Regions from separate parts of the Homo sapiens genome. Here region 1 is linked to region 2. Evidence: chromatin contacts called from ENCODE Hi-C data. All regions are on one chromosome and are shown on one strand. Each heading gives the region's core, a stretch centred on a gene start or an enhancer-like site at or near the end of the contact. The rest is flanking DNA. Distances are from core to core; before and after follow the strand shown. Region 1 holds the start of MICU1 (mitochondrial calcium uptake 1). Region 2 holds the start of SPOCK2 (SPARC (osteonectin), cwcv and kazal like domains proteoglycan 2).

Region 1 (6,393 bases), core at 550-3,049, 540 kb before region 2:
GTTAGCCAGGATGGTCTCGATCTCCTGACCCGCCCGCCTCAGCCTCCCAAAGTGCTGGGATTACAGGCGTGAGCCACCGCGCCCGGCCTGAATTACATCATTTAAGAGTGGAAGCCTCAGAGGCCTTCAGGTCAGGTCTATGTCCCGCTACTGCATGTACTGCATTACCTAGGGGTGTCAGCCTGCTTCCCTATCTGCAAATGAATAAAACAGTATCCATCCTAGAGTGGTTGTAGACAAGCACTGGGTTGTATGTAAAGCGCTAGCACAGAGCCATGAACACAATCATCTATTGTACTTAGGTTAGTTGGGTCTGAGAAGAAATGGAGAAAACAGAGTTGATTCTGCTTACTTCACAATTTACCCCAGGGATGGTTTTGTTGGCTTTGTTTCCATGGTTGTTGCCTTTTCCACAGCTCTGCTACGTAAATTCTTGGGAAAAAAAAATTATTTGAAAGTTCTCTGGGACCAGCGAGGTGGCTCGCACTTGTTAATCCCAGCACTTTGGGAAGCCGAGACGGGAGGATCGCCCGAGGTCAGGAGTTTGAGACTAGCCTGCCCAACATGGCGAAACCCCGTCTGTACTAAAAATACAAAAATTAGCCGGGCGTGGTGGGGCGTGCCTGTAATCTCAGCTACTCGGGAGGCTGAGGCAGAAGAATCACTTGAACCTGGGAGGAGGATGTTGCAGTGAGCATCACTGCACTCCAACCTGGGCGACAGTGCGAGACTCCGTCTCAAAACAAACGAACAAACAACCAACCAACACCCCGCTGCCCCCCCCCCAAAAAAATTCTCTGGTATTATAGTCATATTTCCATCCTATTTCCACAGCAGGGGTGAGGATCCTTTGCCATCCCATTTTTCTGATAAAAACACCTTCTTCAGCCGGGCGCAGTGGCTCACGCCTGTAATCCTCGCACTTTGGGAGGCCGAGGTGGGCGGATCACCTGAGGTCGGGCGTTCCAGACCAGCCTGACCAACATGGAAAAACCCCGTCTCTACCAAAAATACAAATTAGTAGGGCGTGGTGGCGCATGCCTGTAATCCCAGCTACTTGGGAGGCTGAGGCAGGAGAATCGCTTGAACCCAGGAGGCAGAGATTGCAGAGAGCCGAGATCGCTCCACTGCACTCCAGCCTGGGCATCAAGAGTGAAACTCTATCTCAAAACAAACAAACAAACAAACAAACAAAAAACACATTCTTCAAGGGAAAACATGTTTTTAAGTGGCTTCTAGAGATTATAAACTCTGCAATAATATTAGTCTGCAAATAAAACACCTGACAAAATCATCCACCAGAGGAAGTGGTGAGGGTTTCTAAATCCAAAAAAGTCTCAAGGTTATGAAACAGGAACATTTAATCTCTGAGAAAACCTAAACGGAGTTGGAAAGAAACAATTTCCAACTCACTGTGGTCCAGTTTTCTTTTCACGAACTCCTTTTTGCTTAGCCAACATAGCCAACACGAAAACGGGTACCGAGGAGGTGTTACAAGCCACAGTAAATTTCTCAACAGATTCCTATGACCCTTGTGGAGGGGAAAAAAACCAGAAGAAATGCCCGAGAGCTTCTGGGAGCTCTCCAGCTTTCCCGCCTAAACGCTGAGGGGAGTAAGGGGGAGTGACGGGGCTAGGGCGGGGCCCGAGGCTGGGGCGTGGCGCGTTGATTTCCCCGCCCCTCCCCGTTCCTTTTCCTCTGTGCCCCTCCCACACGCCTGTCTCCACGATCCCGACAGGCCCAGCGGCTAGGAGAGTCACGTGAGAGTGGGCGGAGGGGGTGGAGGTTTGTCTCCGCTGTTTCATCTCTATGGCTGTCAGAGGTGGGCGGCTTTGACCGAGAGGCTGCTGGAGCTCGTGTTTGGACGCGTGAGTCTTGGACTCTGGAGGGTATAAGGAGACAGCAATTTAGGGAAGGCGAAGGGGAAGGGGGTTGGCGAGACAGCCTTAGGGAACTGGGCTTCGTGGCTGGCCGTTTGTCCGCCCCGGGCATCCGGCTACTTCTCGGGTCTGGCGGGATACCTGTCTCTCCCTGATGCGCTCAGCTTTTGGAGAGGAGTCCGTAGTCTTGCTTGCCTCCCGTCCTCCACTTTCCTTCACCCCAACCCGTCCCTTCTCCCGTCCCGGGAGAACTTCTCCCAGTGCCGGGTTCGCAACTTGGCGCCGACGCCCCCCTCCTCACAGGCGACTGGGACACTCTGGTAGCCTTGACTGGCTCTCCTGGAATTTGTGGATGTGGTTAGAAGTGGGTGCGGGAGTTCACAGATGGATTTCTAATACGGAGAAATATTAACCACTGAATCGAAATAAGTGGAAAATCAGTGAGGACTCAAAGGAGAAATACAAAGTGCAGGCTACTCGGACTGTTCAGTTTTTATCTTTTCCAGCGCCTTCCCGTTTTCATTACGTTCTCCCTGTTTTGTTTTCACCGTCGCATTCTGGCCGGCCATAGGCTGTTTTGAGAAAGAGCTAGATGTTATTGACTCTATGTGAATGTTGGGAGAACAGTTTAAAACAAACTGTTCTTCAAGTTGCCTTCTCTGTAATCTTATGGTTGATGGTTTCTTTACCTTCCAATTTTCCATGTCTTAAAAAATACGGTGGCCATTAGTAAATATAAGTAGAATAAATATCTTATAGCTAAGGGACTAGAGTAAAATATTTTATTTTTCCTGTGGTACCTTAGAAACGCCCATTTTCTTCCTATTTATCAATAAATGTTTCTATCTCACTTGTTTGGGTGGCTTCTTTGATATGCCTTTGTTTATATTAGAACATCCCTTTGGGGCACGTAGGGAAGTGATCGAGCAGTATAAGAAAGGAGTTTGCATTTCATGAGGTGAAACAAGTTCGGTGTGGATAGCTGTAGGAGAGTTTAGGTTTCATTGGACCATATGACAAATAATAAACGTCAGTATCTTGAGACAAAGGTGTTGGCCAGAATGACCCACCTACTGTGTTTCTGGTGTGGACCAGGTAATGAGCTTTTTGAATATTGCCTTATCCTAAAAACTTTAGAACCCATTGCCACTTGTCTGTAGGAAGGTGGCTTTTGCCTCCAGCTACTCTTTGTCCCAATCCTTGGTTTGTCCCTGATTGTCTCTTCCACTTAAGAACATCACTCTGGCTACCTAATATATCAAGCAAGTGTCTCTGACATCTTCTGAGTGTCCTTACTGAGAGCCATAAAACATAATATTAACAAAAAGTGAATATTCTGGAGTGGCTTGTGTGCCTGAGGAGAAAGGGAAAGAATGATAGAAACTAATAGAAGCTAATAAATGCAAGAGAACAAAAGTGTTTATTGCTGTCTTCCTTTATATTTACTATATTCAGTAGATTGTTTACATTCCTAAGAAGTGCATCTTGAGACTAACTTTCCTGTGTTTAAGAATAAAACAGGCTGGGTGTGGTGTCTCAGGCCCATAATCCCAGCAATTTGGGAGGCCGGGTGGATCCCTTGAATCTAGGAGTTTGAGACCAGCCTGGGCAATATGGCAAGACCATCTCTACAAAACACAAAAATTAGCTGGGCGCATGCCTGTAGTCCTGGCTACTTGGGAGGCTGAGACAGGAGGATGGCTTGAGCCCTCGAGGTTGAGGCTGCAGTGAGCTGTGATCGTACCATTGCACTCCAGCTTGGGCGACAGAGCGATACCCTGTCTCTTAAAACAACAACAAAAGAATAAAACGATATGAAATTTCTCCATAATGCAATATTATGCAAAATAATTATAATTGAAATATTTAACTGACCAACTCCTTCAGATCTTATGCTATTCAGAGTTATAGGACTAATATAATTGATAAAGCTTTTTTAAACCCAATTTTGCCACCTTCAGTCTTTAAAGTTAGCTTTATCTCTTGAGCCATTTTTACAATGGCTGCAGCACTTGCTGAACATTAACCATTTTTTCCATATGCAGTTGTTTAGTGTATCCCTTTTAAAATAAGAACCAGTTTTTAATTAATTAATTAATTAATTAAATGGAGATGGGGTTCAGCCATTTTGCCGAGGCTGGTCCTTTTGTTGAGGGGTGGGGACGGAGTCTCATTCTGTTGCCCAGGCTGGAGTGCAGTGGTGTGATCTCGGCTCACTGCAACCTCTGCCTCCTGGGTTCAAGCAATTCTCCTGCTTCAGCCTCCGAAGTAGCTGGAACTACAGGCGCGGCACCACATCTGGCTAATTTTTGTATTTTTAGTAGAGATGGGGTTTTACATGTTGGCCAGGCTAGTCTCGAACTCCTGACGACCTCAGGTGATCCACCTGCCTCGGCCTCCCAAAATGCTGGGATTACAGGCCTGAGCCACCACACCTGGCCTACCCAGGCTAGTCTTGGAACTCCCAGACTCAAGCGATCCTCCCGCCTTGGCCTCCCAAAGTTCTGGGATTGCAGGTACAAGCCACCATGCCTAGCCACTAGAACCAGTTTTTTTAAAAAGGTTTACTCAACTGTTTTTTCCACACATATTTTCTTTTTCTTTCTTTTCTTTTCTTTTTTTCTTTCTTCTCCCTTTCTTTCTCCCTCCCCTCCCCTTCCCTTTTCTTTTCTTGTCTTTTTTTTTTTTTTTTTTTTTGAGACGGAGTCTCGCTCTGTCTTGTCTTTTTGACAGAGTTTCACTCTCGTTGCCAAGGCTACAGTGCAATGGCGCGATTTTGGCTCACTGCAACCTCTGCCTCCGGGGTTCAAGTGATTCTTCTGCCTCATCCTCGTAAGTAGCTGGGATTACAGGAGCGTGCGCCACCACGCCCGGCTAATTTTTGTATTGTTAGTAAAGATGGGGTTTTACTATGTTGGCCAGGCTGGTCTCGAACCCCTGACCTCAAGTGATCCGCCCGCCTCAGCCTCCCAAATTGCTGGGATTAGAGGTGTGAGCCACTGTACCTGGCCTCCCACTCATAATTTAAAAATGAAAATATTGTAATAGCTTTATTTTGTGCCAGGAGAAGAAGGTGATTGTTTTTAGATGGATATTCTATGTGCTTTGGTAAATTATGAGAAAATTGTTAATACTTTTAAGATATTGAAATATGAATAAGCATGTTTGAGAAGAAAACACGGGCAATATTTTTAAACATTTTAAATTTCCTATTATTGAAGTAATATGCTTATTTTTGGAAAATGGAAACATTATCGAAAATACAATATTGAAAGTCAAAGTCCTAATTTATCTTTTCTCTTACTACCAGGTAACCACTAGTTCCCTTTGCATATTTGGGATTCAGTGTGGAAAAGTAAGGCTTTGGAGTCAGATTCCCTGGGAAAGATTGTAATACCAGCACTAGGCTTACTTCCTTCAACCTCAGAAACCCAAGAAGAAAGAGAATTTCCCTTTCTCTACAGTTCCAGCGCACCACTGTATGGTAGTTTCATTGACCTGACTTGGGTCTTTGCCCATCCTAGAGGCAGTCCCTGTGGCCAGAGTGATGGAATGCTTTGTGTGGCTAGGCTTGGAATTTGTCCCTATCCTGGAGTGGGAAGGAGAGGAATATAGTTTGAAACCATTTGAGTTAAGGGTGGGTGACAGTTCCTAAAGAAAAATTGAGGTGATGCTTTCTGGAGAAGAGCAATTGGTTGCTGGACAGGCAAAAACAACAGATGTTCACTAAAATAATTTTCATGTTTTTTTTTTTTTTTTAATTAAGAGAACTTGGGGCCGGGCGCGGTGGCTCACGCTTGTAATCCCAGCACTTTGGGAGGCTGAGGCCGGCAGATCACGAGGTCAGGAGATCGAGACCATCCTGGCTAACATGGTGAAACCCCGTTTCTACTAAAAAAACAAACATACAAAAAATTAGCCGAGTGTGGTGGCAGGCGCCTGTAGTCCCAGCTACTCCGGGGAGGCTGAGGCAGGAGAATGGCGTGAACCTGGGAGGCAGAGCTTGCAGTGAGCTGAGATCGTGCCACTGCACTCCAGCCTGGGCGACAGAGCAAGATTCTGGCTCAATAAATAAATAAATAAATAAGAGAACTTGGTTTCCTTTTGCAATATAAAAAATTGTATTTACAGTTTATGTGTTGATTTTTTTCTATTTTTAATGCCTATTATAATCACTTAAAGAACTTGAAAAAATTTACACTCTTCCAGTGTGTGTATCTGTACTGTTATTACATGTTTAGTACCCCTGCTCTGGAATATTCAGGTTTTATAACTTTAAATATATTATGTATTAGCCAGCTTGTTAAAATAAATTCTTGATATTTTTATTGCTTTGGGTGAACTTGATTAGTAACTGCAGTTAATAAATAGTAAATAAAAATGTTTTAAATATTTAAATACATGTTGTGGATATGATTAAATACTTGGTTCTTTTCATTGTTTTATGTTTAAAAATCTGTTAGTATAGAAACCACTTTATTTTTTTATTATTATTATTATTTTTTGAGACGGA
Region 2 (6,655 bases), core at 1,200-3,699:
ATCGCACCACTGCTCTCCAGCCTGGGCGACAGAGTGAGACTCCATCTCAAAAAAAAAAAAAAAAAAAATTGAAAAACCTTTTCTTTTTCTTCTTTTCTGTTTTCTTTTGAGAAAGAGTCTCGCTCTGTTTCTCCAGCTGGAGTGCAGTGGCACGATGCTAGCCCAGTGTAGCCTTAATTCCGAGGCTCAAGCAGTCCTCTCACCTCAGCCTCCGAGTAGCTGGGACCACAGGCATGTGCAACGTGGCTCATTTTTTAAATTTTGTATAGAGATAGGGTCTCGCTATGTTGCCCACGATGGTCTGGAACTCCTAGGCTCAAGCCATCCTCCTGCCTCTTGGCCTCCTAAAGTGCTGGGATTACAGGTGTGAGTCAGCACACCTGGCCCTTTTTTTCTTCTTTGTAAACTAAAACTATTGGCCATTTCCTACAAGTTTTACACCAGTCATCTGGAAATTTGGGTTCTTCTTCCTAAATAGCATTACTATTGGCTTCACTAATGGGACTGGAATGTTGTTGATTAGCTTTCGACACAGGACTAGTATTGACCCAGCTTGAAGGTGCTACAGAAGGCAAGTCCCACTGGAGAAGCTACCTGGGACTGTGGGAGCCATTTTGACCCTCAGAGTCTGGAGACAGCTATTGTCATATTGATGGGCATCTTGACAGCACCTTTCCAAACTCTTTATTCAGCAACTTTGGTAACTCTGGAAGCCCCTAAGATAGCACAGGAATGGGAGAGCTGTGGTATCTGGTACCTATCTCCTAAGTGCCTTAGAGATATATAGCTAGCTTTGCTAAAAACGAAAACAGAAACAAAAAAAAAAAAAACAACAAAAAACTAGGATTGTAGGATTGAGATGGTGGAAAAGATGGCAAATTTTGATGAATCTTCAGAACTATGGGACACCGTAGCCTTCTCTTCCCAACCAGAGGAAAGACTAACTTTTTAAAAAAATGCCCATTATGCCCACTTAGTATGTAATTTTGCTTGCACTTTACAGCAGTTTTAATGATGGTATTACCATTAGTTTTAGATAGAAAATAGGTAATTGCTCAAGAATCCAGCCAGTAAGTGGGATTCTGTCCTCTAGTCTCCACGACAGCAAGCCGTGCTCTCTCACTGTACAGCGCCAGGACACACCCAGGAAGAATGCTTTATTACTGTGAGATGAAGACGTCAATGGCCAGGGCCTCACTGCAGCACCACCACTAAATCCAACAGCAAAGGAAACAAGAAAACATGGAAAGGGAGCTATTGTTTTCTGTTTTCCCAACGAGACTCCGGCCTGAGCCACTGAGGCATTCAGAGTTCCCAGATAGGCCAGATTCAGGGTGACAAGGAACCTTGTAAGCTATGTTTTTTCCTACTGATTAAGATTATGTTTTTTAAAGCATTTTAAATTTTTATTTTATTTTTAGATCACAGCAGCTAAGTCTTTTTATAAAAACACAATCTAGGGCTTGGGTCCCAAAAGTTCACTAGGTTTTGTCCCATCAGATGATGTTTCCTCTTTAATGTATTTGTAATGTAAACCTGTCCCCATTTCTGCTGTGCTCTTGGGACTGTGGCCAGCCTCCAGCCTTCCCCGCTGGTATGTCAACATTTAAATCTACAGCCAATAAGGAGGGTCGCAGTTTCAACAAAACCCGAAACACCTCAAACAAAACCAGCACCCCACCCCAGCCCCCCACTCCCCGGCTTCCCCAGTGGCTTATTCAAACTAACTTGAAGTCAAAAAACCATAAGCAAATATGCCTTTTCCAAATTTGCAGCCTCCAAGGCAGATGAAATGGTCAGACATTTGCCTTTTAGGGTTGTCCTGGGAAGAGCTGACAAAACGGGTGACAGCCCCTAAACAGCTGCCTGGGGAGGAGGACATCTGCCTCTGTTTCACCAGCCACTCAGTGCTCAGGCCTTGCCTTGCGCAACGCGGTGCCGCTGGGGAGCAATGGTTCTGAGCAGCCAGTTGTTATACGGCTTTTGTCTTAACGAAGCCACCCATTACGGTAGAGCCATAACTCGCAGGAAGCCAGCTGTCAGGGCTGTGGCGCAGGCCCCTCTGGGTGGGAGGCAAGGGGAGAAAAACAGTGTCTGGCCAAATTCCCTTTCCGACACCTGAGCCTGGCTGGCTTTGTAACCGGAGAGTTTTGTGCCCTCTCCCCCATCCCATCTTCCCCGGGGAGATCCTGGGGCCCTTCTTGCTCTCCATCCTTTGAGGGAGCTCAGGGACATTTCGGGATTCTGGATTTCTTGGTCTGCAACTCCCTGTGTGCCAGGCGGGGCTGGGCCCCGCTGCGGCTGGCTGGCGTTTGGCGCTCTCATCGAGGGAGCGCTTCGCTTTGAAATCTACCCACTCCTTTTTTTTTTTTTTTTTTAAACCAGGTATGATGATGTCAAACGTGATGCTGATGCTACAGTTACAGCCCCTGCTGGCGCAGCCTCTCTGATTCTCTCTCCCTCTCCGCGTCCAGTGCTGGGCTTTTTCAGACAAGTGCATCTCCTAACCAGGTCACATTTCAGCCGCGACCCACTCTCCGCCAGTCACCGGAGGCAGACCGCGGGAGGAGAGCTGAGGACAGCCGCGTGCGCTTCGCCAGCAGCGGGGTGGGAGGAAGGACATTAAAATACTGCAGAAGTCAAGACCCCCCCAGGTCGAACCCAGACCACGATGCGCGCCCCGGGCTGCGGGCGGCTGGTGCTGCCGCTGCTGCTCCTGGCCGCGGCAGCCCTGGCCGAAGGCGACGCCAAGGGGCTCAAGGAGGGCGAGACCCCCGGCAATTTCATGGAGGACGAGCAATGGCTGTCGTCCATCTCGCAGTACAGCGGCAAGATCAAGCACTGGAACCGCTTCCGAGACGTGAGTCCGCAGGGCTGCCAAGGCAGAGACCCGGGGTTGCGGGTTCGGGGATTGAGCTCCGGGGTCTGCGGGAGCGGCCGCCGCACGTCGCAGCCCGAGGCTCCGCAGCCTGGCCGGCTAATTACACGGAAAGTAAACAGTACTGGGGGTCACAGCCCAGCGCCCCTCCCCTGTCCCTGCGGCCCGGGCCGGCGGCCCTGGGACCCCCCAGCCCCGGGACCCCCAGCTCCACACCTGCCCGACGCTCCGGGGTCGCGCGCTCCGGGGTCTCCCCTGCGGGCCGGGAGTGGGAAGGGGTGCGGGGCCGGGGGGACCCGGACCCCGGCTGCCGCTGGACCCCGACCCGGTCCCCAGCTGCGTTGTGCGAGCCGCCCCCGGGCCTGCCCCAGCCGCTGGGATGCTGCAGGCTGCACATACGGGGCACTGCAGCACCGGCAGGTCTGGGTGGGGCCGGCAGTGAGGGTGGCATCGGCTCGCGCGGTGCCCTCTGTTCCCACCGTGGGCTTTGCGGGAGGGGGACAGCATGGGACGGGAGTGTGACCGGGGCTCTGGGTCTGGGGTCCCAGCAGCCTTCTAGGCGAGATGGTGGAAGGCGTGTCCGTACGGGGGTGGGCTGGGGTCCCCGTGCAGAAGGGCGCGCGAGGACCCAGGCTGGTTTTCCCGGACCAACATTTCAGGGGGGAATCCAGCCTGGAGCGAGGGGAGCAGCTCGGAGCCAGAGGAAGGCTCCCGGCCCGGTGGGCTTGAGAAGCCGGGGAGAGTCCAGAAGCTGGGTTTGGGGGCCCCCGGCGGGCGCCGCCCGAACCCCGGCGTAACCTTGGGCCGAACTCCGCGGGGTGGGGGCGGGGGGGTAGCTGCGGCACTTTTGTTTACCGGCACCTGTGGATCAGAGGGGAAGTCGCAGGCGGCGGCCCGGCGGGGCTGGCTCCTTCCTCTCGGCCGGGCCGGGTTGGGGGCTGGGGAAGCAGGGGTGAGGCAGGGCGGGCGGAGGGTGTGGCTGGACCCCGAGATCGTTGGGGGTGCTGTGGGGGATGGGCCCGGATGCGCCAGAGGCGACGCCGGCTGCTCCTGGCGACCTGGTGCTCACCGCGGCCCTGACCCCAGAAAACCTCTTCTAGGACCCTGGCCCTTACTCCTCCTTCCCCAGGTTCCCTCGTCCGACCCACCCAGTACAACGCAGGCCACACCATGACCTCTCCCGTTTTCTCCTTAAACTGCGTGCATCCACAAGTTCCTTGGAAATTTGTTTAAAACACACATGCTTCATAGGCTATCCAGCCAAGTGATGGGAAGAGGCAGAGATTTGGATCTTTTTGTTACCGTCAGACAAGTGACTGTTTCTCCCCAAAGTCAAACTGGCAGGTTGTAATTCACAGAGGACAGCAGGAACCACGGGCAGCCAGGTCTCCAGGCTGAGTGGCCGGGCCCCGCGATGGGCTGCTGATCTCCGCCTTCGCCCCACATGCGACCTGTCCAGCCGCAGGAGCCTGGAGCCCCGCGAGGCCTTCCCGAAGCACCTGCAGGCCCAGCGCAGATGAGCCGCAGTCTCCTGCCGCTTCCTGGGCAGCAGCCCGGCCACAGCAGCGAGGGGGCGGCAGCAGGCCGGCCCATCCGGAATCCATGTGTCACTGGCCTAGGCCTCCCTCCGACTCGCTGGCTGTTTGATCTGCCAAAATGGGACCAGTGAAGGTCAGAGGGAAAAGAAATGCTTAATCAGAACAGGAAAGGTTTAAAATAAAAGATTCCTCCCCACCTCCCTTCTTCCACCTGCTTCCAATAGCCAGCTCCGTGGGTGAGAATAAATGACTTACTGCTTGACCCCATGGCACTGGGCTACCCACCTGTCTCTCTGTATTGGTGCCAACCACTTCCCCCTTCCTCTCATGCTCATCAGAAGAAAGGCACTAGATTTGAAAGTCTTCAGGACTTGCACATGTAAGATTCATGGGAAAGCTTTAGGTGTGTGTTGATTTTGGTAGCCTCAGGCTTTTGTAGGACAGATGTCCTCTAAAACCCCATTTAAGGTAGTCCTGGCTGCAGGAGGACAGGGTCAGGGAGAGAAGTAGGACAAAGAAGGCTGGGCAAGAGGGCCTGGCCCTGGGGATCTGTTGACAGCCTCTGCAGAAAGGCAGGAAGGAGGCTGCTAGCTCAGAGCCACTGCATTGCATAACTCTAGGGGTGCCACAATAGAAATGGTGCCCCCTGAAGTTGTGCAGTGCCCAGACAGTACACAGGGTCCCCACCAGCACTACAAACATATCCCTCTTCTGCCAGAAGAAGCCCTACTTCCTGCCTAAGGGCTGAAGGCACTCTAACTGGGCCCAGTAGCAACGGGCTTTATATTTCCATTAGGCCAGCTCTTTGGAAAATATGCTCCTTGGTTCCTCAAAGGAGAGAGGGGAATTTCGTTTGAACCCCTTAAGGGGTTACAAGGTTGAACTGGGACCTTGTTCATAACCCCAAAATGGTACAGGGCCCCCCTATTTGTCCTAGTAGGGTGGAGGCAAGCAGGACGAGTGGGATACTCTTGGGGAACAGGATTGGGAGGGAAATGCCTCATTCACATGGTGTGGACAGAACTGAAGGGGGAACTTGAGGGAATCAGGTTGAAAGGGTCAGGAGAATGAAGAAGAGCATGAAAACTTGGGGAGTTGCTCCACTTTGGAATTGGCCAGAGCTGGTTGAGAGGGAGCGCAGCTTAGCATCTTTCTCTGAGCACTAGGATTATAGGGAAGGCAGGATTTACCAGTTGAGTAATCCTCCCCTCCAGTGGGCTGAGGGCTCTTACAGCCTGTGCCTGGGTCGATCTCTTCTAATGCTGGGTGCCCGGCTGCCAGGGAGGAGGGGATTCTGGCAGAAGACGGGGGAGATTGTGGACTCCGCCTGGCTCCCTGGCCTACAGATCTAGCTGTACCCTGCCCTGGGCAGTCCTGGGCTTTTCCAAGCCCTGCTCTTCGATGCTCCTACCTCCCAATTCACTCCCTGCACAACTGGGTGGAATTTAATGCAGGTCTTTGGAACAAAGCATCTAGGGCCTAGAGGGATGGACACTTGGAGGAGACAGGTCCATTATACAGCATTCTTCAGGGCAGGCTCCACAGAGCTTGGCTACGAAGAGCTGACTGTTCTCTTTCTTCTTGGCTCTTCTCTACTTTGTACTCCACTTCTATGAAGTTTTCATTATATTTATGAGTGTCTAACACAGTGCTTGGCACCCAGGAGGCGCACAGTTCATATAAGTTGAATCCCTGATGCAGTGAGCACTCACATCTGCCATTAAATTAAATCAAATTAAAGCACTTTAATTTGAGTGGTCTCTTGTGCCTCTCAAGGATCTGGGAGATAGTTATTGTTACTTTACAGCCTACCATTTTATGGTTGTAGAAACTGAGGCACAGAGAAGTAATTTACCCAAAGGTCAAATAGCTAGTAAGTAGCAGAGCTGAGATTTGAATCCAAGTCATCTCACTTAATTTTGCTTTTCAGGGAATTCTAGGCCTCACCCTTAGCGAAAGTGAGAAGGAGGGGTCTACCCTGAAGAGCAAAGTATACTCTGGCTTGTGTCCTCTGAGTCTTCAAGGATGCCCTGAGTAGGAGTGTCACCTCCTAGGAAGGTGGGCCAAAGCCCTCAGTGTCTCCAGCAGCCTGCCTATAGCCTACTCCCCACCCAGGCCTAGCAACACTCCAGAGGCAGCTCTCCACCCAGGAGGGGCCGGGGTGCAGTGTGCTGGGACAGCTCTGGCCTGGGTGCCAGTTCGGGCTCTGCCGCTGACTGGCCCCAGGATGCCGGGCACA

What was found. Hi-C counts contacts between places; a loop is a spot of excess contacts on that map. Pooled maps may share reads with other maps.
Region 1: a pooled map shows a loop between it and region 2 (4-fold over the local background). The contact joins the promoter of MICU1 here to the promoter of SPOCK2 in region 2. A Hi-C loop is called at or near these places in 6 of 50 pooled maps.

The regions. Positions count from the first base shown.
Region 1 is chr10:72,621,485-72,627,877 of GRCh38, reverse strand. MICU1 (mitochondrial calcium uptake 1) reads left to right here and starts at 1,799. Exons shown (of 12, transcript NM_001195518.2): 1 at 1,799-1,868. RefSeq lists enhancers at 1,795-1,944, 1,495-2,032.
Region 2 is chr10:72,084,345-72,090,999 of GRCh38, reverse strand. SPOCK2 (SPARC (osteonectin), cwcv and kazal like domains proteoglycan 2) reads left to right here and starts at 2,449. Exons shown (of 11, transcript NM_001244950.2): 1 at 2,449-2,860. The coding sequence starts at 2,672.